2 separate regions of the Homo sapiens genome follow, and region 2 is linked to region 1. A link is a loop called in an ENCODE intact Hi-C map of the cell type or tissue named here. Cell type or tissue: gastrocnemius medialis. All regions are shown on one strand.

Region 1 (2,500 bases):
TGGGGATGCTGCCAAGCTGTTCCCCAGGCCCCATATGCAGTGACCCAACTACATGCAGATTGGACTTAACTGCCTATGGGGCCTTGCACACTTAATATTCCTTTTTGCTTCTGCTCATTTTCTTCCTCCCACTTAAAGCAGCCTCCTCCCAAGCTTGTGACTCATTCAAATCCAATCCACCTTTGAAGACCCAGGTGAGGTCCGACTTCTTCAGGGAAGCCTCCCCTGACCACTTTAGTCCAAAGATATCCCACCACTCCCACATACAGAAAACAGGAACTGTACTTACTGTCTGGACCATAAGGCATAATCACATACACATTGCTATAATTAAATGTTTCATGTGTATACATTTAACTTTCCAAGGGCATGAGCAGTGTCTCACATGTCTTTAAAACCCTTACACTCAGTGAGTTAATACTTGCTGAACAGTGACTGAATCAGTGGGTTTTTATGTGTTTAGGCTAAGGCAGGAGGAAGAAGATGCATGTTGAAATGAAAAAGGCTGAATGGACACAGATGGGTAAAAAAGCAGCAGTGGGTGAAGACGGAAAAACAATGTAGAAGAAAGGTGTTCAGTTCACACCTGCTTAAGTGATTTACTGCGAGGTTGGAAAGAGATACAGGAGAGAGATGTCAACTGGCAAAAGCAGGGTAAAGGCATTTCAGTTTGAGGCAGAAGACACCAGGAGAAAGATGAGGCTACAAAAGAAATTCTGACTAGATTCTGCTGAAACCTAGTGGTAGGCCAATTGGATAAGGGAAGCTAAAGGGAGCTACTGGGATGACATGAGTAGAGATATGGCCATGTAGGTGAGTGAATCCGTAGGGGGTGGTATGAAGGGGGAGGTAAATGGATAAAATGGTAGAGGGTAGTTAGGCAGGTAGGTTAGCTGTTGGGCGGGTAGGTGGGTGGGTAGATGGGAGGTAGGGTAGTGGGTAAGTGGGTAGGTGGTTAGGTATTTAGTTGGGAGGGAATAGGTGTGGGGCTTATTATTTAAGATCCGGCCCCTCCCTCACCTTGACCCGGAAGCGGATGAGTGCTAGCCTCACGCAGTGGCTCAGGCAGGCCGGTGGCAGGAACCAGGCCCGCGGTGGAGGGGTGCCCTTGTTGCCCACGTGTCCCACGATCAGTTGCGCTGTCTGCCGCTCGGCCTGGCACCGACGGCCCCACTCGGCCAGCCGGTCCTTGCCCAGGCCCCCCGGGAACATGACCACGAGCTCCAGGCCGTCGCCGCCAGGATAGGCACAAGCCTGGCACAGCGCTGACAAGTAGCCCAGCATGGCGTTCCATTGGCCGCCACACACCCAATCCGTCTGGTAGCCGCCATAGAGCCGCGGCAGCGCCGAGCCGGCGTCCACCAGCACCCGGGCCCCGGGCAGCTGAGGGGGCGGCGGCGGCGGCAGCGGAGGGTGCAGCCCGGGCTGCGCTTGGCCATGATGGTGGAAGTGGTGAGCGGGGTGATGGTGCCGAGTCGGCCCCGCGCCCCCGGAGTAGGCACCCAAGGCAGCGGGCGGAAGCGGCGGTTGCAGAGGCACGGAGCCCCTGGCGGCGCGTGGAGCCCCGGGCGCTAGGGCTGCAGTCGGCGGCAGCTGGCGGTGCAAGTGCTGCTGCTGCTGCTGGCGCGAGACCGTGCGCGCGAGTTTTAGGAGGTCCACGGGCACCACGGCCCCGGGACAGCGCTTCTCCAGGAACTCTTGGAAGCCCTGGACACCCATGCTTCGTCGGTGGGCAGACGCGATAGCGGCTGCGCAAGCAGGATAGGCGACGATCTGGGCGCGAAGCTGGGGGCGGGCGCGTGCGCACTCCGCGGGGGGCGAGGGGGGGCGGGAAAAGGATTCCCGAGGGGAGGGGTGAGGAAGCGAGGGAATGAGGGCGGGGAGGGGAGGAGACCACAAATTGGATTTGGGTAGAGAGAAGGGGAGGGGCAGACCGGACCCGGGAGAGGCTGGGAGGATAAAAGCGAGGATGGGCTCTAGTCACTTCTCTTTTTTCTCCTTTCCGGCCGCTCTTCTTCCCGCTTTAGAAGGGGTGAAGCCTCTTTCTTCCACCTCCGGGAGCCATGTTGCCTCGTCTTCTCGGTGGTACACGCTTTCTAGCTGGAGGAAGGGGAGCGAGGAGGGGCGGGGCGGGGCGGGGAGAGGGGCATCTTGGTAGTTGTAGTCTTCTCTATGGCCTTAGGATATAGTCGAGGAACCAGACTACCACCCTTCTCAGCCCTTGTGCTCACAGGGTCACAGGAAGCGGGGCGTGATGATGAGTGTTTAGGAGTTGCACTCCAACTCCTTGCATCTCACTGAGTTGCTTAGGTTATTTACTGCTTTTTCCTGGAAAAAGAGTTTTGGGGGATGGATTGATGCATCATGGGAATGGAAGTTAGAGTGGATTGACTGAATTCAGCTAAAGTGAGCTAAAACTCCCCAGGAGGGAGGATTTTCCCCTTAGTGGAAAGATAATATTTAAAGAGCTGTTGGTCCCAATTAAGAAAGACGTAACTGG
Region 2 (2,500 bases), 500 kb before region 1:
TACCAGCCTCAACTATCCACGTAGATGAAGATTAGATGGGACGACAGAATTAGGAGGGGTGTGGGGAGAGGAGGAGGAGTACACCAGTGACACTACTGCTTGAACCCTAAGCCTTAGCTCTAAAACCGCGAGAGTTGGCGAAGATGACCCCACCTCGAGAAAAACCAGGGTATTCATCCGGGTCGTCGGAGGTGCTGAGAACGGAGGTTGGCCGGCAGAAAAGGTAGGGGAAAGGGGCCACTCTTCATTGGTTGCTCCTCTTTCCCACCGTTCAATTTAACCCCCAACCCCACTCCCCAGCGAACTCCAGACTCCCCTCCCACCCTTCCCAATCCGCCCACTGCGGCGGCGACAACGGAGGCGTTGACCGATCGGTGGGGCAAAGGCGGGCCCACACGCGGCCGAGGCCCAGGAAATGGTGTCGCCTCAACGGACAAGAAACGAGGTGGTCTTCGCCTCAGGTCTAGTTTACCGGCACCCCGGCGTTTCGCCAATCGTCACCTCCTTAACGCTGGGCACCTCAGAGGCGTCATAAAGGCAGATAGCCAACACCTCTGTGCTGGGTCCTGGCCGGACAGACATCAGCCTCCGCCGCCATCTTAACAGCAGGCGGACCGACCCTAGTCACTGCCCCCCCACCCCCCACCCGCGAGCTACCTCAGCCACCGCCAACGAATCCCACGAGGACGTAACCCTGCTCCCGCGAGAATTCTCCGGCTTAGAACGGCACGAGCCGAAGACCTTGCCGCCGCCTCCGCGGCTACTGCAGTCAGTAACCGAGCCACCGCCGCCTCCGCGCGATCCCGCGAGAACCTCTACCGGACGGGAAAAGCCTGAGCCCAGCCCTTTCCAGACCCCTCCTCCCTCCCACCAAAGCCGAAGTAGCTACAGCTTCACCCTACGCGAAGCGAAAAGCAAATGACGCACAACCTAACGAAGCAGTGAGGGGCGGAGCCAACCTACCACGGCCGGCTCCCGCATGCGTTGAGAACTATCGCGATATTACGCTTTAGCCTCGGCGAGACCTTCTTAATTCACCGCAGGATGCCGCCCGCGCCTCGCCTTTAGGAAACATGAGATATCGCGAGACCTGGTGCACACTCCTAAAAAGGAGAAAGGCGGAGCTTCATGAAAATGACTGGGAGTTTTTCGGGGGAAGGGAGGAACCCTCCCGTCCTGCAGGGATCTCGCCTACCACGAGGTTTCCGACCCACTGCGGAGCTGGCTGCCAAACCTCGCGATGACACAGCTCAGCGCCAAATCTCGGCCATGTCCTGAAAACTGCCTCCGCCCCCGATCTAGGTGTCTAGAGCCTAGTGCTTGAGGAAAATTTAAAAAGTCAACCTGTTTATTCTCACGCTTCCGGGCAAGGCTGTACCAATTAGCCAAACTCCATTCTGGAAGCGGAGCAAAGAGTCCCCCATTGTTACCTGTCTCCAGGAATAACATATTATCCTGGACTAACATTTAAAAGACGTTCAATCTCACAGTAAGCACACAAATGCAAATGAAAACAATGACATAACATTTTTTGCCCATTAGATAGGGAAAAAAATTTTTAAACCTACATTATCCAGACTCCTTCCCTCGCCGCACTGCAGGCTAACCTGAATCCATCTTAATCTAACTAAAGGCCATATCATTAGTTCTAGTTCCAAAGCCACCAATTTTAACTACTGAAGCTTTACCTTGGCATAACCAAAAAGATCCAATAAAGTGGTTTTCTCCAAACAAAGGAGTCTGCCCTCAAAGGAATATTCAAGCTTCGGGGATGGGGGGAAATGCCTGAAGCTTTTAATATGGCAGTTTTTCCACGTCTAGCCAACAGTGTTTCTCCAATAAATCTTGGGATCCAATCTGGCTTGATTTGTGGGCTTTTCCATTCTAATGCATTGTTCTGTCCGTTCTAATTTAAATAGTTCCTTTAGAGTACATTTTAATAGCCAGTAGTACAAATATCCCTATCTTTACTTACGTTTTAAAATATTTTTTTTCAGTTATTCTTAGCCATTTTTTTCCCCCGGATGAACTTTAGAATCATAGTAAGTTCCAAAAAAACTTGGTATATTTATTGAAATTGCATCAACTGTATAAACCAATATAGGAAAAATGGACATCACTAAAATATTGAGCCTTCTTATTCAGAAGCATAGTATTCCTTCTCTTTTCATGCAGATGTTCTTTTATGGTATTCGTCAATAAAGTTTTATAGTTTACTTCTAGGTATTTTTATTCGTTTCTCTTGCTATTGCGAACAGGTTTTTTATTATTAAAATTTCAAAATGCTTATTGCTTATAGATAGGAAAACTGCCTATATAAACTATTGATATTTGCCTATTTACAAACAAAAATATGATCAATTTCGCCAGTAATCAGGGAAATGCAAATGAAAACAATGACATACGATTTTTTTGCCCTTTAAATTGGCTAAAATTACAAAGATTGATAATACGTGTTGGCATAACTGTGGAAAAATAGGCACTCTCGCACAACATTAAA

What was found. A loop is a pair of places that touch in the nucleus more often than their neighbours do. Peaks named below come from ENCODE experiments on the same cell type or tissue, not always from the same donor. Only the 100,000 strongest peaks of a DNase experiment are listed, where the experiment ranks them.
Region 2: it touches region 1 in a loop (7-fold over the local background); 12 of 110 quality-filtered maps call a loop at or near these places.

What each region holds. Positions count from the first base shown.
Region 1 is chrX:54,181,480-54,183,979 of GRCh38, forward strand. FAM120C (family with sequence similarity 120 member C) reads right to left here and starts at 1,775. Exons shown (of 16, transcript NM_017848.6): 1 at 1,021-1,775. The coding sequence starts at 1,719. RefSeq lists silencers at 1,268-1,317, 1,328-1,537, 2,108-2,207. In gastrocnemius medialis, no CTCF peak of the experiment used is centred here; DNase peaks (open chromatin) are centred at 1,062 and 1,782; H3K4me3 peaks cover 2,416 bases; H3K27ac peaks cover 2,037 bases.
Region 2 is chrX:53,683,217-53,685,716 of GRCh38, forward strand. All of the region lies in intron 2 of HUWE1 (HECT, UBA and WWE domain containing E3 ubiquitin protein ligase 1), which reads right to left. Among named protein-coding and RNA genes, the nearest start is that of HUWE1, 2.3 kb to the right of the region's middle. In gastrocnemius medialis, no CTCF peak of the experiment used is centred here; DNase peaks (open chromatin) are centred at 195 and 1,085; H3K4me3 peaks cover 2,189 bases; H3K27ac peaks cover 2,500 bases.